Linked DNA regions of Mus musculus: region 1 is linked to region 2. The links are chromatin loops, found by intact Hi-C in ENCODE. Cell type or tissue: left cerebral cortex. All regions are shown on one strand. Links, peaks and the distances in the headings refer to the core of each region. The heading gives the core; the rest is flanking DNA.

What was found. A loop is a pair of places that touch in the nucleus more often than their neighbours do. Peaks named below come from ENCODE experiments on the same cell type or tissue, not always from the same donor. Only the 100,000 strongest peaks of a DNase experiment are listed, where the experiment ranks them.
Region 1: a loop joins it to region 2, with 2.5 times the contacts of the local background. A loop is called at or near these places in 1 of 42 quality-filtered maps.

The regions. Positions count from the first base shown.
Region 1 is chr1:33,454,964-33,466,299 of GRCm38, forward strand. It overlaps Prim2 (DNA primase, p58 subunit), which reads right to left. Exons shown (of 14, transcript NM_008922.2): 13 at 9,090-9,158. Among named protein-coding and RNA genes, the nearest start is that of Gm23453, 38 kb to the left of the region's middle. In left cerebral cortex, for the core only: no CTCF peak of the experiment used is centred there; a DNase peak (open chromatin) is centred at 5,508.
Region 2 is chr1:33,523,816-33,535,151 of GRCm38, forward strand. Prim2 (DNA primase, p58 subunit) reads right to left here. Exons shown (of 14, transcript NM_008922.2): 8 at 9,481-9,548. Among named protein-coding and RNA genes, the nearest start is that of Gm23453, 110 kb to the left of the region's middle. In left cerebral cortex, for the core only: no CTCF peak of the experiment used is centred there; DNase peaks (open chromatin) are centred at 6,288 and 7,853; H3K27ac peaks cover 702 bases.

The DNA of each region.
Region 1 (11,336 bases), core at 1,910-9,909, 69 kb before region 2:
AGTGTATTTCAAAGCTTAAGTCTGGCATACGGAATCTCGTTTGGTATAATGAACAGGCTGAACAAGCAAGCCTACTTAACAGAACCTCTTCATGTTAACTGGGGGCATCCTGTAATCCATCCTGGTGTAGAAAAATCTCTTTAAACCTAGTGGGAACCTAAGAGCTTATGCTATTTCTCTTCCTCAAACACTGAACCTTGAGGATTAGCTCGTATTTCTTCTCATTACTCTGTGCCTTTAGCAATCAAAAGAATGGAGGGGCAAGCAGTATTATTCTGATTTTGATCCTAAAATTTACCAATGATGAACAAAAACATCTTATTATCAGCAAGTTTTTACTGCCCACCTACTGTGTGCCAGGTGACATAACCACATTCTACTCCATGTTTACTGCCCACCCACTGTGTGCCAGGTGACATAACCACATTCTACTCCATGCACTCAGCTAAAGTACCAATGGTCTTCAGGGTTTTTAGGTAACACAACTGAGAAGGATCTTGCCCAAGGATGGAGCTACGATCTGTATGACTGTCCTTGAGCCAAGGTGAAAGAAAGGATTGCAAACATATACAGCATTTACTCCTGAAAACTGAGGAGGCTTTTATATTCAGTGTGTGGCATAATATAACGGAGACTTCTACCTAAAATGTGACCCTTAAGTCACTTTCTTCAGCTCAGTTAATGGGTTGGACTGCTGCTATGTGACACACAACCTGAAGTGAAGCCCAACATTCCTGTCTGCAGTTACAGGTGACAACAGCCACCACTAGGCTCCAGCTTTGCTTGGTTATAAATGTGGGATTTTCATTTGCTATTTTTAGCCCAGAAACCATTATACTATGTCTTATTTATCTTACTATTTATTTACTTATTTGTTAAAGACAGTGTTTGTATCTATTCTTTGGCTGTGTGAGCCTTGCTGGCCTTGAATTTGTAATTCTCCTGTTTTAGTTTCCTGAGTAGCTGAGACCACAGGTCTGTGGCCCCATGTTTCAGCTTTTAACACCCAACTCTTTGTCTTGAACTCACTTGTATATAGCAGGTATCTAATGAATATTTACTGAGTTGAGCCCAGAACATTCAGTCATATACTTCACATCTTACTATACACATGGCTTATTATATACATGGCTGTGTTATAAGCAGTAGTTTTTCAGAACATGAGAATGCACTTGACTAAAACTAAAGCTAAAGAAAACCACAGCCTTGTAATTCCTAGCTGAAACATCATTTTCAGAAATAGGAATTGTAGGAGCCACAGATAAATGCCTGTCACTCTTGCGAGGTGGAGGGGAGAAGGTTTTGTGAGCAAGGGTTTGAGCTGGGGCTGGGTAGACAGAGAGGGAGAGGGAGAAGGCGAAAGCCTGGAGGGGGAGGCAGGTGGTGCAGAGGCTGCAGAAGCCGTGGAGGGGACGCCTGGGGAGCAAGTGCCTTACTTCCATGGCCTGGTGTAAAAAGCTCATGATAGAAGCCATGATAGGTTAGACAGACTGGTGGGGAGCACACCTCAGAGGTCCTGGAAAGTCAAGGTCTGTTTTGCATAACTCTCTAGGCCTAAGGGAGTTGGAACTGTACGAGTCCCTAAGGAGGAGTGGGTGTGATCAGATCTACACAGAATGTCTGGTGCGTTAATGTGGACGGGGAGGGAGAAAGAGCTAAGACTGCTCATCCTCAGTCAGTAGAGGATGACAGAAAAAGAGCACCTCCTGGGGAGGAGCTCCAGGCTGCTTTAGCAGCTAAATAAATGGCGGCCAGGCATTTTAGTTAGGTTGTGGTGTGAAGTGATGGGTTCTTTATAGACAGTTCTAAGATATATATATATATATATATATAGTTTTACCCAGATCACCAAGAAAGCAATCTTTATCTTTTTAACGAGGAGGCTGCTTAACTTCTAAGTGTTTCCTCGATGCTCTATGATAAATTTATAATTTTATTAACAATACCATAATTCATGAACTTCTTTATTATATCTGATTTCCTTTAGCTCCTGAAAGAGCTGATGTGTTTCATAAGAAGTTCAAACATTTCAATCACAAAGTGTCACATTTTATGTACAGAAAATCAGAGACCATGAGGACACTACAATTCCTTTAAACTGAACCTCCTCAATGTATAGTCTGGCAAACTAATGCCTACAGAGAGTAAATAGCTTACTCAGTTATCAAGCTAGTAACTGGATTTATATGAATGAAAACGTATCTCCAGCTACACCACTCATGGGTATTTACCGAGGTCAATGTATCTTAGAAATATCTGTACATCACTGTTTACTGTAGCCCTATTCACAATAGGTAAGTTATGAACCAGCCTAGCCATCTGGCAACCAAGGAATGGATAAAAGAAAACGTGGTACATACATACAATGGAATATTTGTGTGCACCATGAATGAAGTTATGTTGTTTGCAGAAAAATGGAAACTGGAGATAATCCTAGTAAGGAATTTATGGCAGTCTGAGAAAGATGAACATTCTCTTTTCCCTTGTTTGTGGTTCCCAGACTTTACACACACATTAAAATCGTGTATGTGTTTATGGTATGAAAGGAAACATGAAACTGTTGAAAGGAACAAAGGGCCTAACAAGAGGGTAAGAATGGGGGGAGGGGTGCGCAACACACAACACATTGAAAATGTCCTACTATACACAGGACTACACACTGATGGAATTAAACAAACATATGGAACTGAGGCCTTTTGACTAGAGTACTTATATTCTGATATTAAAAGGCTTTATGCAAAGTCAAATACACTGGCAAAGTTTTATAAAACTTGGCTTTAAATATTATTTTTAAAAGCTTTCTTTCTTTTATGTATTCGCACAAGTGTTCTGTTTGCATGTATGCAAATGTCCCCAGAAAAGGATCCCGGATTCCCCAGAACTGGAGTTACGGAGAGTTGTGCTGCGGACCAAACCTGGGTCTCTTCAAGAATCACCAGAATGCTCTGAACCACTGAGCTCTCTCCAGGCCCCATTAAAGATTGTTTTTACAAAGCCTGTACAAAAGAAAAATCTCACAAAAGTCATCTAATACCTGGCAAAATAGTAATATAAGGGGGATTTTCTTTCTTTTTGTAATATGAGGGATTTTTCAACACTTTCCTTTAAGCTGTTAAAGTATTCAATACAGCCATAACTGCAGATGATAACGGAACTAAACCGAAGTCTCAGAATTCATGGTGAGCAAGACAAAACACAATAACCTTTCATTGTTGTTTTTGGTTTTTGTTGTTTTTGTTTTTTGAGACAGGGTTTCTCTGTGTAGCCCTGGCTGTCTTGGAACTCACTTTGTACACCAGGCCTGCCTCTCACAATAACCTTTCTAAGCCTCACTCTCTCATCTGTGAAATGGGTGTAATAACGGTGCTATGACATTGGCTTGTTATGGGGTAAACTAATGGAATATAAAGTTTAAGAGTTGTGGTTCTATGGAATCCAAGTCACATGTTTTAAGAGTCAAGAAAGATAAATCAATTAAAATGCAGTAGAGTTCCCAGAAGAAAAAAGTCACGGTTACACCTTTTCTTCCCACTTTAAAGAAACCCAACCTAGAAACTGTTGCTTGCATATTACAGGTATGAAAGAGAGATGGAATTGAATTTAACCACAGACTATACTCAACAGCTCCTTGCTTTTTACATCACAGGATTGACAAAGGAAGGAGAGTTAAGTGACTTACCTTTAAATATATTTAAGTCCTGTACTTTTATGAATTTCCACTTTAATACCTTTACTAACCGTTTGCAGCAGGGCCCAGGGGTTTGAGACCAGCTGCTGCCATGGTCTGGGTGGTGTTTCTGGCTTTCTCTCTCAACCACACACAGCCCTAACTCAGTTTGCTAAACCTGTGGTCTGGAAGCTGCTTGTTGGTGTGATTAATGTTCTGACTCTACTGCACTTCTGGGTGAACCCTGTCTCCCTTTTGTATTGAAGAATACGGGTCCATGTAGTCTTTTTTCTTGCTCAGAAAAATAAACTTGGTGTGCTTGTTATGGAAAGGGGACAAATGGAAATCACACCAAAATGATAGTAAGCACTCTTTAAAGTCAACCTGTGGAAAGGACACTATCCAAATTCCTCTTTTTGCAATTGCCATTTTCTTTATTACTCAACAAAAAATACAGATACAACTCTGTTTGATTCCCTCCGTTCTTGGGAACCCCTGAGCCATGATGTGGAAACACATCACTATCGTACACAAATCCCCTGCTGCTTCTGCTTCCCCTTCCTCACCGACTGCTACAGATGGTGATGGTTTCTTTGTAGATGATTCTGAATTATGTTTTGGTATCAGGAGAGAGACACACTGTGGTGCCTTTTCATCTTTATGCACCTTGTGTTGCTGTGATAAAATACTCAAACCATCTGTAAAGGGGGAAAGGTTATTGCTGCTCAGAGTTCTGGGATTTCTATACATGGTCCCTTGTCCGATGCTGCCTGCACTGAGGCAGTAGATCATACAATGGGAGCGTGGAGAGCAATGGCCAACATCCCAGCACATCATCTCCATGACCTAACTTCCTTCCACTAGATCCCACCCCTAAAGGCCCTACTGTGGGCTGTACATGGGCCTTTGGAGGAAGTGGTCTCAGATATAAAGCATGTAACTGATTAACCTGGAGGGTCCACAGAACTAGTAAGAACCAGGACAGTGTTTAATAAAACCCATTATAAACTTCAAATTTCATCTTCAGAGAAATGGAAATCCACAGAGAGGTCTTTAAAGCAGGTTAATGAAATAATCAAATTCCATTAGTGTAAATATCACTCCCTGCTGTGTGAAGAAGGAAGAAATGGAATGAGGCATGTGTAGACTCTGAGAAATGTCTTAGGAAGCTACGATGGGGTTCTAAATGGGAGATGGTGGTGTGGCTTTAAGAAAACGTGATAGGTTTTCACAAGACTTTTGTAGCAATTTATATGATGGTGAAGAAGCTGAGCTCTACAGTTTGGAAAATATACCTCCAGTCAATATTCAAAGGGATCAATCTCTAAAGAAGCCAATTTAAGTTAAGATTCAGAGATTAACCTATATAAGGCCTGATGTTTCCACTTACAAAGCTTACAGGAATGCAAATGACATGAGGCAGCAACATGCAACTGTCTTGAATACCACTCCTTGGGAGCTGGAGAGACAGTTCAGTGGTAAGAGCACAGGCTGCTCTTCCAGAGGACTCGGGTTCAATTCCCAGCACCCACCATGGCACCTCACAACCATCCACAACTCCAGTTTCAGAGACCCTCACACAGACACGCATGTCAGCAAAACACCATTGCACATGAAATACAAAACCGAAAACCACTGAGGCAGACAGCTTTCATGAGGTCAGCTTTTGACAGCCACTGGAGGAATCAACATATTCCACACAATGACCTCCACATTAATGGGTCTCGTATGTGTGCCCCGGCAAACGCAGAAGGGAAGAGTGGGAGCAATGCTGCCTACCTATGGGATATCTGGGTTTTAATCAAGAGGTTTTGAGATGACAGCTTGTAATGAGGCAGCTGGTGTTACCACAGAGCCATATGGAGCTATCACAGGGCTGCTACAAATGGTACCAATTAAGGAGTTCATTTTCAAAACTTGCACTTAAGTGAATTTCATCACAGAGACCTGGGGAAAATGAGCCCAGAGGTTTACAGGGGAGGGAGATGGGATGGCAGGAAGTGAGTAATAAAAAAGATTCTATTTTTATACTCTAAAGATAATAAATGGAGGTATTTGCATTTAAAAATCTATAGTAATCGATCTAGAGAATCCCCACAACCTTGTTTCATTGGTTTTCACACAGTCTAAGCTACCCTATTTCTAGATCGGAAAGGATTTCGATGCACATCTTCAGTAAACTAGGGCAGATTTTGAAACAGGCAATTGTAGTAGCCCTCGTTGCACTGGCCATGTTTAAGAACTCGGTGAGCTGGGCCGTGACTCACTCAGTACAGCGCTTGCTTATTACCCCAGTGCTCAGAAGGCCGAGGCAGGGGATGAGGAACTCAAGGTCATGCTTGGGCTATATAACAACTGAGGCCTGTCCAAGCTGTAGTAACAAAACAAAACACAGAAAAGGAGGGGATAATTTAGTATAACTCAATCTTAAACCTAACTTATTTTTAAAAATTAAAGATAAGAGGATCTCAAACCTGAAAGTTTGGAGGCTTTTTACTTAAAAGGTTCACAAATGATGGAGAGCATATTATGAAGTTAAAAGTTTCAAGCTAAGCAAGCTAAGCAAGACACTAGGTTCTAACATGAAGTAGTCTCCTCTGAGGTTAAAATATTCCATTTGGGAAGGAAACCTGTGAGAAAAAGGATGCAAAAATGTGTGTGTGTGTGTGTGCGCGCAAGTGCGCGCGTGTGTGTGTGGGGGGGGGGGGGTATGACACACGACCGGATGTTCTAAGGGAAAGCTCCTTGAGACACACATGTTAAAAGGGATGAACTATGCCACCCTGCAGGGAAGCTCCTTAAACTCAGGAAGTAAATGATTCAATAAGCGTCAGGAAATTCCTGAGATTGCAGATTCACTGGGTTCTCTCCCTCTCTAGTCACAGATAGGCTGTTAGCACTGCTCAGAAACTCTCAGAGAAGCTGACATTTCTGGAAGAAGCAGGTAAGCTAAGCTGACCAGAGGAAGTCAAGACCAGACAAGGGACCTAAAAAAGGCTGAGAGCAAATGTGTCACCTGGGAAGGACACTCATAACTGCTGAGTGCCTGCAGGTTGTACAGTATGCTCCAGATTTCCTAAGTTTTTATTCATGCTGGGGTGGAGTTTGATGATGCTGTTCTTTGAGTAATTTCTGCTTTTGTAAGTAACCTTCACCCATATTCCTGTGTAATAAAACTCACTGGTTCACCAAGTTGGACTTCGACAGTATCTACACCTTGGTCTGTGGTTGGTCCCTGTTTAGGTAAATACACATTTGTTCCCATCTTCCCAGGACCTGCCACACAGATGCTCAGGGAGCAGTGCATTCAAGGTTGGTGCTGACCCGGGACCACCCCAGAAGTGCTCGCTGAGCAGGGCATTCAAGGCTGGTGCTGACCCGGGACCACCCCAGAAGTGCTCACTGAGCAGGGCATTCAAGGCTGGTGCTGACCCGGGACCACCCCAGAAGTGCTCGCTGAGCAGGTATTCAAGGCTGGTGCTGAGAAGCCCAGACACGGGATGCTATGTGGGTCCTGTCATGATCAAGCTAAAGAAACCTTGTTATTGCTTACAATAAATACTTCAAATTTTATAAAAATACGGTGTTTTCACCAAAGGTAATATTTTCCTATTAGATGTAGAAGATAGGATTCACAGCGGGCCAATCTCTAGCTCTACCTGTTCCTTTGGTCAATGGAGACAGGTGGAGTGAGTCATTTGGAATCACAGTTTCCCATACATAAGCCATAGTATATGAGTTAGATCTGCTAACCTTGAATGTGCCTCAGTGTTTAGCATTTTCCTGTCAGGAATAACCTCCAGATTTCCTTCAACTCTAGTATCAGAAATAGAGCATGGCAAGGCAATCAGACCTTTACTGACTTAGATAGCACAGGTTCAAATCCATGTTCCATTCCAACAAGAACTTCCCTGGGCTGTTCTGCTTCTCTATGCTGTGTTCATCAATGTGTTACATTAGTGCCTGGCTGGAGGGCTCAAAGAACTTAGTGATATGCGTAGTATGGATTAAGGGTTCCACAAACGTAGACTCATATTATTTATCATTTATTGATAAGACAATTTTCCTATGAACACTTATAAATTCAGCAATTTATATAAGAGAATTTTTTTAAAAATCTTTTGACAGCTTAATAGAAAACATGAATATAAAATCTAGCACAGTATCTGATAATGGGCTCAACAAAAACAGCACCTTTCTGGGGGCAGGGAAGGGCTCAGGACACCACTATCCACAACAGTGCACATCAGGATTCAGTGACAAGCTATTTCAGGAGGTGCATGGACCTCCAAAGCCTACGGTACACTTAGATGTGTGTCCTGGGTTTGGAATCCATGTGGAATCCATGTCCAAATTATCGGCTGTGAATGAGGGACCCAGCGGGCTGAATTTGTGCTAGACATGTTTCCTGTTGGCTTGCATAGAGCTGTGGATTTTGTCCACGTGAATGCTGTAGCAGGGCATACATTCTCCGGTGTACCACTTGCAGGCCTCTCGAGCCTGTGCTTCTTGCTTTCCAGATTTCAAGCCCCACTGTGTCCGCCAGAAGCGCTCAGTGCTCATCTACATTACCCTCAGGACTTTCAGTACTAAGGAGGCAGGCAAGATCATCATCCTGTTTCTTGACTCCTTTGCAGCTACATGGTTGTACGTACAAACACAGGAGACCAGGGAAGCAGACCAGATGACTATTAAGCAGCAGCCACAATATATCAGACTTTCTTTGAGAAGAGTGCCATTGGTTCTTCTGGACAGGAATAGCTAAGGTTCCAGATCTAACCGTGTTGAAGACTTGGCAGACTAAGACCTCTGAGTCAGCTCTGGCCCTCTTTATAGATCAGTGGTTCTTAACCTTCCTAATGCCAAGACCTGTTAATCCAGTTCCTCATGTTGTGGTGGCCTCCAACCATAAAATTATTTTCATTGCTACTTTATAATTTTGCTACTGTTATGAAGCATAAATAACTGTGTGTTTCAATTGTCTTTGGCAACCCCTGTGAAAGGGTTATTCAACCCCACAGGGGTCATGACCCACAGACTGAAAACTGCTGTTAAGGACAAACTTCTATATGTTCTCAGCTATGACATGTATTTTCTATGATAGCTTTTGCAATGTTGTGGCACAGTTGACTAGTTGTGATAGACATCATAAAGCCTAAAGGTTTTCCAATCTGTCTCTTCACAAAAAACCTTAACAACCTTGAACCTAGATGTGGAGCGGTGGGTACAGCTCTAGTGTGGTCAGGTCGTCTTATGACACATCTTCCACATAGTATTTCTGGTTTTCTGGTATGGTCCATCTTAGTTGTTTGGCCCTTTTATAAACCTTTTAAGTAACACCATGCCATGATAAAAGCACCAAACAAAACACAGAGCAACAAGCCACATACAACCAATCTATAAAGTTAAACAATTTACTTACATTATGTGTCATCTCGAAGTACTTCTGACAGGCTACTTGGTAATGATTCCCCTTTACCAAATCCAAAATCTAGAATGAATGGGGAAAAAAAAAGGAAGAAAGAAAAGAGAAGAAGAGGAGAGGGGAGGGGGAGGGGGAGGGGGAGGGGGAGGGGAGAGGGAGAGGGAGAGGGAGAGGGAGAGGGAGAGGGAGAGGGAGAGGGAGAGGGAGAGGGAGAGGGAGAGGGAGAGGGAGAGGGAGAGGGAGAGGGAGAGGGAGAGAAGAGACAAAACATGTTAAGTTTCTTCTAAGCCACTGCGGCCACAGCTGTTGGCCTTCTCATAATCTCCATTCCAAAGAAGAAACTCAATAAATAATCACGTAGCGTGCTGTGCTCCTGCAGCCCAGACAGCACAATGATGCTGAGATTATCCAGAAGTGGTGCAGCTCAGCATTAAAACACAGATGGCAAGTGATAGCGAGTGAGCTTTCTGACCTGCCACCCGTGGCTTTTAATAACATTGATTTGACAAGATGAGAATAGAATCTGGTATTTTGACTTTGATGCTTACTGTCAGCATTTCATATTGCAAGGTCTTTAAAAAAAAAACAAACCTGTAACTATGAATCTAGTAATCTGATTATGGAGTCATAAAGCAATCAAATACACTCTTCAGACTTATTTTCACATCCTCTATTTACACAGACACAGCACTAATACTGCCGTGAATCCAACAGGAAAACTGAGCTAAGTTGCTCTAGACCAGCATAGAGAGGCAATGGCTTACCTTCAGTCAACTTCCCTATTCTGTAATGAAGTTACATGAGAGTAAAGAGCCTATTCTGAGCATCTATTAGCAACACCACCCTGTCTTTTGCCTCTGGCACACCCAAATAAATAAAATATATATTTGAGCCATTTAGCAAGCGCAGAAAAATGCTGGGATTAAGAGATAACCTCAGATGAAGGGAAAAGAACTCCGGAGAAAGGTTCATTTGTACCTGCTTTCAAAAGGCTAACCTTCCTGCCACAACGGAAATGAGCACAGCCCGGAAGTCCTGGTATTCCCTCCATGGAATCTCACTTTATAGTTGACAGAACACAAGAAAATCACAGTTGTAAAAGGGGCATCATGTAGCAGCAAGACTTTGTTAAAGGACTGTTTTCTTCCAACTGTCTTAAACCAAATTTTATATCACCTTCAATTAACATTCATCTGAAAAAAAAAAATCTGTGTAAATGTCAAACTGTCACAGAACCCAGGACTCTGTCTACCTCCATGACACGTTTTCCTTAATTAGAGAAAAATGAAAAATAAATACATTGAAAATGAATGACAATAAATAAAAAAATGAAATCACAAATTTTGTGACACGAGCACTTTGAGCTTACATCCCAATGCTTTCCCACGGCCATTTTTATAGCTGTGTAACAATGAACCTGCAACTAATTACAGATAACAACAGCAGGAGACTAACATATATCAACAGTCATTTCAAAGACTTCAAACACAAATTTAATATCTGATGCCATAAATTACCTGAAAATGAAGTTAATTCAGAGATAAAACTGAACCATGTGGTATGTTTATGTTCCTTTCATGGAAAATTAAAACAAGAGACTGGTGCAGTCCACAACTGGCTAGGTCTTCTGACATCAATGAACGAACAAGGTAACCCCCACCAAGCAGCCTGATGCAGATAACCCATGACTAAGACTCTTCCCACGCAAGACTAGCTTATGTCAAGTTGTTGGGTAAAGCTCCCCAGCACATGTGGCTTCACATGTAAAACTAAAGTGAAAAAAGTAAGACAGAAGGTAAGAAATGCAGACTTAATTGAAAATTCCAGGGTTTGTTGTTGTTTGTTTTTAGTTAAATTCAGATTATGAACACAGCTATATCTGCCATCACTCATCTTACAAAAGAGACCCTTCTGTAACAAAAATATTTTGATTTGAAATCACTCACACATCTATTTTAAAAGAGCCTTCCTAACCACAGCATAGCATATTGGAGATGAACAAAAAATTGGTTTAACTTTATAGATCTGATGAAAGCAAAGACGATATTGGGTTTTTGTTGTTGTTATTGTTTGTTTTCTAGCAAGAAAAACTGACAAGTTTAGAATAAAGGAGATGGAGCAGAGGAAGTTTAAAACCAAATTCGCGGAGGAAAAAGTGAGCCAAGGAGAATTCCAAGAGACAGAGTACTCTGAGGCAATCAGGGAGTGCTGTCAGATGCTATTTTCATTTCAGATGAGAAACGC
Region 2 (11,336 bases), core at 2,065-10,064:
GCACGCATGTGTATATGTTATAAAAACCATACAAGGCCACTAACAAATCTCTGCCTGCACCAGTAAATGTCTTACAATCCCTTTATTCTTGGTGCATATTCTGGTGGTGTAATGTTCAGTGAATGATGGTCTAGGACAGGCTGCTTGGCAGTGGTTCAGGATCCCTAAGACTAAGAAAGGGTGCCTGCTGGGGCAGTAGTGAGGAAGAAGAGGCTGGAAGAATAAAGGCTAGAAGGATGAACTTCCTGCAAACTTTATGGAGAAGAGATGAAGTCCTAAGTGGATGTGCTGCTGACGTGAGAATGGCCGTGTCAAAGACTCCAATGCCTCAGGCCCAGGGGATAGCAAAGCCCTCTGCAGGTAAAGCTAGAGAACAGCAAAATTGTCCCCTGCTTGAGTACAATGTTGGCTAAAGGCTGACCTTCTGCTAAAACCACTGTGACAAAACCATCCTCCCCGTGAGATCAATCCCTACAGAGACGCTTGCTCAGACCAGCCAACCCTTCTCCTGGACACTGTACATAATAAACACAGGATTTCTGCCTGCCACTGCCGGTCTCCATCAGAGCCCATCCCCACCCAATCCTAGCTCTTCTGAACTATGTCTGCCATTTCTTCACTCCCATCACCACAGCTAGGGCAATCAATCCCTAAGTGATGCAGGTCCCAGCAACAATCAACATGATAATTGTTGGCTGACTCTCGGCCCCTTACAAATAGCGTGCAGAGTACAGAAAGCTTCTGAGCTAGAATCCTGTTCATGGAGTTCTAAGACAACCCCACCACCACCACATTCGTTCACAGATAGCAAGGATTCTGTGCTTGGGGAAACTGGGTAGGCTTTTCAATTATTCAACATTAGCAGGGGTGGGGTGGCCAGGCAATAGGTGTGGAGACAGCTAGTGAGATTTTTACTAAAAGTCACAGCTCAAAGAATCACATAACGCATTTTCCTTTAATCCTGAAACAGTCACTGAAGGCTCATCATGTCTGAGTTCTGTTTCAGGCATTAAATCCTAACAGCTTTGCTACTTAAATATTAGTCTGTGAGATTCAGTAAGTTTCAGAGTCACACAGGAATGGAAAGTCCTGTGTACATGGACAATCTGTTAAGTCACAAAGACAAAACTCCTACCTGAGAAGGTAAAGAGTTGAAATGGAAATGACTAAAAGCTCTGTGACTATGGGCCTAATTGTCACCTCAGGACTAGAGTAGATTCTTCATTATCACGAGAGAGGCTCTGGGTTTGACACTCAGAATACCATCAACAAACTACGATCTCATTCAAACTCAGTATTTAGCAACTTTGAAAAAGTGAACGAATTGCAAAAGTGTAGAGCTTGTATCATTCATTCATGCATTCATTCACCCATGCACTAGATTCTCATGGCCACTAGTATCTTACTATGACGGTCATTGTTTAAGTAACAGAGAAACAAAGGTAAACAAGATGTGCCAATTCTTTACTCTCATAGAGACTACACTCTAGACTATTACCACCCAGGTAAATAACTGAAAATGACTGGGCAGGTAGTGTTGCTGTTTTAGCTCCTGTCCTCTTGGGATTAAGACAGGCCACGAGCAAGGCACTCATAAAGGAGAACACGTTGAGGTGGGGGCTTGCCCACCGTTGTAGAGGTTTAGTCCACTGTTATCACGGCAGGAAGCAGGCAGGCATGGTGTTGGAGCAGTCACTGAGAGCTTTATACCCTCATCCATGGGCAACATGACTGTCAGAAGTGACAAAGCCCACCCCCATAAACATGCCTCCTCTGATACGAAAACATCTACACCCACAGGCTACACCTGCTAATCCTTCCAAAACCATTTATCAACTGGAGACTATACATGCAAGCATATATGAAGGCCATTCTCATCCACACCTTCAGCTGCCATGAAGAACTCTGGAGCCAGGGGTGGTGTCATCTTAGCACTTGGCTGAAGCAGGAGGTCCTAGTCAACTGTCCCTCCTCTGTGCAGTCTCTGCTATACTCCTGCACAGATAAACTGCTCAGCTGGGAGGCACGGACCCTTTCACAAGGGTCTCCTAAGACCATTGGAAAACACAAAGAGACAAAAGCCACACCAAGTAAAGAACCTACCCTCCCTTTATGACTCATAACCTTCAGTTACCCAAATGTCTTACCACACCCTGGAAGAGAAGCTTTTACGAGCTTACCCATGTAAGTCATCTTTCCACTGTAACAATACTTCCAACGATTACCTTAAGGAGGGAGATATTTATTTTGGGTCATGGTTTCAGAAGAGTAGGCTGACTCCATTGCTTGGGTCTAAGGTAAAGCAGAATGTCACAGAGCCAGAAGTATGTGATAGGTGAGGTTATTCTCTTTGTGGTGTCCAGGAAACACACACACACACACCAAGAGAAAAAGAGAGGGAAAGAGAGGGGGTAGGTGCATGCCTAAGATAAAATATAGCATCCTGGCGCATCCTCCTAGTGACATACTTCTTCCAGCTAGCTTCTCCCATCTCCTGAGTTTCTGCCAACCCCTAACAGTACATTCAATTACTAACCCTGAAGTGGATTCCACCATTGATAGATAGTGTTTTAAGCTTTGTGATCCATCACCTCTGGGCATATGTATGTGATGAGCATAAGGTAGCTGCATGACTATTGGTTGCTGGAATCATCAGTACAGCCATCTTCCCAGAAAGTTCAACTGTGCAAAACTCCTGTGCAGTTGCCAATGTCTTACAGTAGATGCTACAGTGCATCCTTGGGTCTTTTCAGAAAGCCAGTGCCCCTATCCTCAGCCCTCTGTACTTGGAAAGAGCTTTGGATTGACCCAGCAGATGAAAATTGATTTTTTTTTAACTTATCTAGAGGCCAATCAATGTTAGAGAGAAAGTCCAGCATAGGAGTGTTAGTGCGTTTCTCCTCCAAAGCAAATTCCCTCATCACACAGAATCTCAACTCCCTCCTCATACACACACAGAGGAGCTAAGCAAAAGACAGAGCTGCCTGCTCTCCACCGAACAATGTGCAGGCATTCAACACTAGAGTTGTGAAAATCAACTTCTACTTTGTCACATTATTATGACGTAGGTGAAAGAACTGTTTCAAAATGTAGCTGCTTTATAATTACATGCAAATACCCATAGGGTTACAACAGAGTCAGCAATGGCTGCGCTGGGGAGAAGAGTTCATTTCTCCCATTCTCTTTCTCACGTGTGTGTGTGTGTGTGTGTGTGGAAGCTGGAGCTACAGGTAGATATGAGTCCTGGACATGAAACGCTCGTCTTCTTGAAGAGTAGTACACACTGGTAAGACTGCTAAGCCAGCCTTAAATTCCTAAACTAATCCATGTGCATACGCTACCTCTCCTGAGACTTGCCTTTTCTCTACTTAGTAAGATATACATAGACATGTGTGTGTTCAAAAATGTTGGTTTGTAAATAGATTGGAGTTAAGGAACCATATCTAAAAACTCTAAATCCAATGTTTAGCAAATATATCCTTAAGAAGATATGGTCATTATTGATACAGGTATGAAAAAATATAATTCTAAGCTTATAAATTTAAAATTATATATCCTAATTTATTTTGTTTATAATGACCCTGAATAACCTTAAATATAATAATCTTATGAATTTACTGCACAGAGCTTTGCAATAATCAGGGAACTACAAGCTGTGTTGCTGCATGAATGAAAGAAAATACATAGTTCACGAAACTGGGAATGAGACAGAGCTGGCGACAGCTGCCGCCTGTGATTAATCCGGCTTTCACTGCGGCCTCTGACTGGTGGGAGCCCCAGTCTACAAACCATTTGCTAACATTTACTTTCATTTCTACCACAACTGACACATGAATACCAAGGCAATGTTCTGATTTGAAAATGAGAGTTTATTCAAAGAGAAAACACTTCAGTTTATCACTGTGCCTACCAGGAGAAGCTTTCTCCAGAGGCTGCCTGTCTGATGTCTGACATGGGATTAGTGATACCACATTCTTAAGAGGCCTGAACAGAAACACGTGCATGTAAGCAAATGCACTGCAGTGGGAACAGGAATTCTATACAAGCAACTATAAGAATGTGACACTGCAATAGAGAGGAAGCAAGGTGCTTCATTAGTGTAAGCAATGCTGTAAGATCAGTAAGACTACCTTACAGATTCAGGATGCTGTACAAGTTAATCCTCTGCACAGAACTGTCCCGTGGCTGCTAGGTTGTATTAGCACTATTTAAGTTTTAATTCACTCAAGCTGAAACAGGATAATAGAATTAGGAGAAAAAGTATAACAACCATGGTTTAAAAGCTATTTATTCTTCAATAAGGGGCAAGACATTAAATAAGAATAACAAGAAAGTATCAAAAGATGGCCTAGTCAGCCATCAGTGGAAAGAGAGGCCCATTGGACTTGCAAACTTTATATGCCCCAGTACAGGGGAACGCCAGGGCCAAAAAGGAGGAGTGGGTGGGTAGGGGACTGGGGGGGGGGGGGGACTTTTGGTATAGCATTGGAAATGTAAATGAGGAAAATACCTAATAAAAAAATAAAAAAAAAAAGAATAACAAGAAAGGTGATTGGTAACATATCCCCACACGCACCATTCCTATCTTCAAGTGGACGGTGCAAGAGAGGTACACACATGATGAGGAGGCACTACAGTATATTTAAGGGATAAAATCTCTGGCAAATTACTGTATGGAAAACTGGTATCCAAGTTTTCCTCTCTAACCTCATGCTTTCATACTTTAAATTCTGAGTGAGGTAGTAAGTGGAAATAATACTTTTTATTATACACCCTTGGAGCCTGAGGGGCTGGCAGCTGGGGCAGTGGGTAAAGGTGCTTGCCACCATTGCTAACCTGGGTTTGGTCCTCAGGGCCACTGACAGGAGGAGAGAACCAGCTCTTGCAAGTTGTTTTACACATATACATAAATAAACAAATACATGTTTTCTTAAAAATTATACTACTTTATAAATAGTATTTCATGTGTACCAGGGTTAGGGAGTAAAAGATTCTCCTTTACAGTAAATGCCTAGGTTCATGGGAACATAACCAAAGATCTTTGTACGGCTCAAAAATAAACCAGTACGCTAAATAACCATGCCTAGAAAATGCAGGGGGAGAGCCACAGGGGCGACAATGAGCTTACACGGACAGCTAACGATGCCTGGTTTAAGAAAAACAGAAGGTATCCATACAAACTCTCTCTCCTAGTCTGGAATCATGGGGGGGGGGGGAGTTTCTTTGGTTGTTCTGTTTGGCTTCTCAGCAACTCAAAATCAGATAACTTTCCTAATTGAAGAATATTCCTAACAAAAATTTTTAACAAGAAGTATCTTATGAAATATTCATTCATCATCTTTTTCTAAAAGGGGTTTTGCTGTGTTAAGCCTCACGGCCTGGAACTCCAGGGTTCAAGTCACCGGTTGTCTTGATCTCCCAAGTCCCTGGGGCTACAAAGGACCATCTTCTGAGGAGAGGGGTGGGCTGTAGTGTTCATTTTAAAGAAACTAAGCTTTCATGAGGAGCACTTTCTCTAAAGTTCTACCCCCTTTTACAGACACACATCTGCCTGCTATCCCTGTGGGATCTTCTCAACAGGAGCTCACATACTATGAAGATCAGTGCCAACCCCTGTGAGTCCTTGGTTCTCTTCCTCTGTACCCTCTCCTGCCTGACTCCCTTAGCTATGCTCCCTCTAGGTCCCACAGACCTCTTCCCTCACCCATAAACGTGTGTTCCTCTACTCCTAACACAGGCTGTCTCTATCTAGCCCCAATAGGAGAAGATGTGCCTAGTCTTACTGCAACTTAATAAGCCAAGGCCAGTTGCTATCCATGGGAGCTGTGCCCTTCTCTGAGGAGAAAGGGAGGAGGGGTGGAGGGAGGGACTGAGAGAAGAGGGAAGGAAACGTCTACTGATGATCAGAAACCCCTGCACGTTTAACAGAAAAACTAGAACTTCCTTCAACCTAGAAGCCCATGACTGTACCCTTCTTGCTTCCCTGCCTTAGGGTGAAGCCTAAGAGAAGCCTGCATGTCCGGTCCCCACGGCCTCATTTCTTATTTATTCCTTGGTAGGACACAGACTTCCAGCTGTACCATTATTATAACACTGTGGCTAAGTCCGAGGGCTACATTCAGTCAGCATTGTACACCTCTTACCTAACTTCCCGGTGGTGTGTGACAATACTCCATGCTTTCCTTTGGCATCGTTGAAACAATGTCCTCTCAGTGTGTTCTGGCTAGGCCTTAGGGAAAATCTCTCCATGGTATTTCTACCAGTTTCTCTTCTGACTCATCTCCCACCCCACCCCCACTCCCACGCCCTGCTGCCCATATGGTTAAAACTCTGATATGCTGTGGATTCAAGACATTTATTTCCTCTCTCATCTCTCTTTGGTAAGTTCAGCCATTTCCCTGACTGTAGCCATCACCTAGAGAGTGACCAGCAAACACTGCCCACATTAAAACCACCCTCACATTGTACCTAGCTACTCACATCCTTTACATATTCCTTGCAATCATTTGAAACCTAAATTGTCTGAAATTACTAATTCACCAGCAACCTTAGTCTCCTCCTCTACCCTGGAGTTAAAGACTCTGCAAGTAGGATTAAGGCTTCCTCTGATTTGAGCAGCCAATTTGAGTCACTACTGAGTTAGAAAGAACAAATGTAAAGCAAGTGAGCCTTGATACCATCATTTAAGGAAGACATCACATGGGTAAGCAGGTTAATTAATAAAGCTGTGTGCCTGCTATCCTGTTCTAACCAAAAGATTAGCAAAGGTTTGTAACCCGCTAACACAGTGATCTCTTGGATGAAGCCAAACCTGTAAATTCTCTGATAACAAACTGTACCTTACCTCATCAGCACATAGTGGGCACTCAATTGACACATAGTGGGCACTCAATAACTACTGAGTACTGTTAATGTGAAAATAAACTTACTTCTACACGATACTCAGGCAAATGGTTTTCTGTGTTTAACTTTTAATAAGAGAGCTAAATTCAATGAAAAAATATGGATATGCTACATCTTCAGTCTCAGTAATATCTTATAACAAAATGGCCTACATTACCAGGTTAGCAAAAGTATTGCACTAATTCTGAGTGACGAGATTCTGTAAAATAATTCGGCAATTTCTCTCTACTGTTCCTTTGACTTTTATAGGTATCAGAATAATCTCCCAAATGAGATTTATTGAGAAATTTAATTAAAATGCTATTCAAATGCTATTCATCTTTTCTCTTTCATCATTAGAGGCACCAACATTAGGACAAATAATGATTCCAATAACACCCTCCAAGTCACACAAGTTATATAGTTCATGCAACTCAATAATTATTTTTTCCTAACAAGATTGCCATTAGACTCTCTCAAGTCACGTGATCAGCATCCTCCCTCTCTCTCCCTCTCCCTCTCCCTCTCCCTCAAGTCCCATGCATCCTAGACCTGCCTATAGCTCTCTACACAGTGGAGAATGACCTTGAAGTTGTAATCATCATGCCTCTATCTCCCAAGAGCATATGTTGCCAAACCCTGCTGATGTCATGCTAGAGAGATCGACCTCAAGGTTTCATGCTCACTATAAAAAGCACTCTACCCACTGAGCTACGTCCTTAGCCCAGTTCTTTGCCACTTTGGCCTTAAAAAAGGAAAGATCAAAGAAAAACATCATACTTGACAGCCAAGAGACAATCCAACATGCTTGAAAGGCACATCCCCTAGGGTTACTCTGTAGAACAGGAGGTGCCAAGCTATGCACACCAGCTGCCACCCTACCTACAGATGCCTCTGACACAGTAATAAAATGAGAAGCCATTTGGTTTAATAACAATAAAAAAGCAACATCCAGGCCTAGTTGCCTAGCAACCAGTCTTGAATGAACTCCATGGAGAATGAAAGCCCTAAACAAATGTACAGTTTGTTCAAGTTTCAAGGACTCAAAGAGACATCGGTAGTTAATCTAAATTCTAGGTGACAATTACCATACTGAGATGGAAGGAAGCGAATCTGTCATGATTGCACAGAATCAAGTATCCACTAGAGCTAAGAAGCAACCTCTTTTACTTACGTGTGGAACCAGCAAAATTTTAGGGCAAACTGATTTATAAAATATAAGAATTTCATTCAGAAGGAAAACAAAAGATATCAGAGACATCTGTAGGCATATGTTGCACTTCACTCTGCAGATCACATGGCACCTAGTAGGTGTGGGATATAACCCTGGCTACGGGCAGTGGGAGGACAATAACAGCATCAAATCCTGCAATAGCAGGAAACTGCCTCTGTCTGGGTCAGGCCGAAAAGAAGGAACTACATGACCACAGAACATGACACCTGACCTAAAGGACACACAACCATTCTCCAGTTATAGTTCTTACCAGCAGGAATTCCAGAGTAGGCACCAGGCTCAGGCTTTAAGCAGAATGAAGGGGGTGGAGGGCAACAGACAGAGAGCAGCTAAAGCCAAGAACATAATCACATCTGGCAGGAGTGTGAACTACATCAGAGGGAAAAGCATGAGTTAAGGAAAATGGATAACAAGCTAGTGAAGTAAGAGAGATACTTTGAAGATAAAAATCAAAAGACTTAGAAGGGTCAGAGAGTGAAGATTGAACAACATACTCAAACTTGAGGTCTGGGTTTCTTGACCTGTGAGTGCAGCTCTAGGAGGTGAAGCATATGTATATAGGATGAATGCTAGTAGACACCAGGAATACTAGCCTTAACCACACCTCACAGCCTTGCCCCACAAAATCAATTACATGGAAAAATGAAAGTCCCTGACCCCAGGGGAGCAAAGGAAAGGAAAAGAAGCAGTGGAAAAGATGAAAAACAATAATGCCTGAATATAAAATTTCTGAGTGACAAGGGAGAAAGGGAAGCTTGGGGACAGAGATGGTACGGTGGGTAAGAACACTGGCTGCTTTTGCACAGGACCAGGGGTCAGTTCCCGAAACAACAAGAAGGCTCACAAGCCAGTTCCAGTTGACCTCTTCCCACAAAGCTAGAACATGGTGCCCACACATATAGACATGCAGAATACTCATAAAATAAATAAATCTTTAAAAACTTAAAACTTAGAAACTGTAAAGAGAAACAGTATTTTTGACTATGTAAGTCTTGTAAATATAAGTAGGCTAAATAAAAATGTAGAGAGAATGACTCGGAGCAAATAAAAGAGTCACAATCATTTATACTTTAATACCTGAGATCAAATAGTCAGGAGATGGTATAAATGTATAAATAGTTCTATTTGTTTGTTTATTTATTTATTTATAGACACACACATAGATATACATATGCACTGTGTGTGTAGTATAAATCTATAAATAGTATAAATGTGTAAACAAATAGTTTACATATTCTTATTGAATTAGCCAAGGATAGCCAAGTATTCAAGTTGACTTACAGAATTCAAGCAAATAAAAAGCAATGTTTAGACACTGAGGTAGTTTAGCACTGAAAAGTGTGCCAAGGCTTTGCCTTTGTTACCTGAGGTGGTTGAGCAGAGGCTGAAGTCGTTCATCGGACTGCACAGCAGGCAGCGACCTGGCCGTTAGCTGAAATCAGAGAAAAGGGTCAGGAGAGTGGTGGGCTGGAGGGGCGGGTAACATTGAAGACAAACAGGACAGCTGAGGGGACACTAAGGAGGGGAGGCAGCCAGGGAGGCCATGCACAAATATGAGAGAACGCTTTCTGCTTTAAATCAAGGACTTAATCATTAATTCATCAGGATTGAATAACTCCATGTTTCCAGCACAGGCTGAGGCAGGAGCACAGAGAAGCAAAACAAAAGTGAAAGCCAACTACGTTGTCTTGAGGACATAAATTAAGTTACTACACTTCAAATGATGAGAAAGGAATGTAAGAAAAGAGCCCAGACATCTGAGTTTGTGGACGAGCCTCTACTCACAAGCATGTTATCTCTGTATGGAAAATCTGAGAAAGCACTAAACATTAAGATGTATAAAAAGCTTTCCAGTTATGATACTAGGAAAATGATAGCATTAAGGAGAGGAACTTCCACTTATGGCTAAGTAATCAGGAAATCGGAATACACACCGACTCCTTCATAATTTCCATAATTTTCACAACCACATTACTGAAAGAAACCAAGAACATCTCCTAAGACTCAAAACAAACTAAATGTATTTAACTCTGAAATGTGACCTCAAATGAAGCCTGGAGACCAAACTGAAAGCCAAACCCTTGCAATAAATGCCATGCATCAAACCAACAGCAGACAGACCGGCTTCTTCTGTGTGTTCACAGCCATGTGAACTGCATTTTCCTCTGAGAACTTCCACTAGGAAGTCAAGACACTCATCCACCCGATGTAGTCTGAGAATGTGAAACAGACTCAAGACAACAAAACAAGTAAATCTCTCATTAAAAGAGGTCTTATATTCTACTAAAACAAAGTCAGAGGAAAAGTAACAGACTACAAGACATCCTTTGGTATTTATTATACACTGTATCCTCACACTGCTGATCTCAGGAAAGATTTCCCAAAATCAGAAAACAACTTACCAAACTGATGTTTATATTATATCAATAAAAATAGCGATACAATGTTTAAAATATTCTACTGTGGGTCTCAGGGTTGGGGCTGTAAGTTCGTGGCAGAACAGATCCAAAAACAAACAACAACATAATTTGATCAAATAATGACTAGCAAGCATTCCAGGTTTCACCTAAGTCAACACATGCACAAATTATGAATTTAAAATATAAGACTGTGACACAATAATATGCTGTAATTTTAGCAAAAGCAGGTCTTTAGGGTCTAGGAAAAATGCCAGCCTAGTGTGTCACCACCAGAAAGATTATCAAAGTCATCAGATTTTATAGGCAAACGTTCGGCCTATCCTATAATGTAGTTCTTAATGCCAAATCCCTCTGCAAAATATCACTTTCATTGTTAGCGATTCCATGTCTCAGAACCAAAGCTATTCTCTAAGCAGATTTAATTAACCTATCTAGATGGTTTAAAAGCCAGTTCTCTGAGAACAGAACAGACAAGCTGGACTTCTCCAAGCACTTGTCAGTTTCCACAGCTTCCTAATTAAGCATCTCTTCTAGATGGAAGCAGACACCTCTCTACCACAGCGCCACAAGACAGCTGCTCACTCCAAACGGGCAAATTCCTCAAGTCCTTCATCTCTGTCCATCCTCCGGCCCTTCTCCCTGAACTATTAACACATCTCCATTTTCTACCGGGCCTGCCTTCTGTTTTGCTTCCTTCCTAATTTATCCCTGACTAAAAGATTGAAGTTTTCAAATTAAGAGTTAATTTCTTCCCTAATTAAAATCAGCAAAGAATTCTCTTAGGCTCTCAGGTTAAAGTT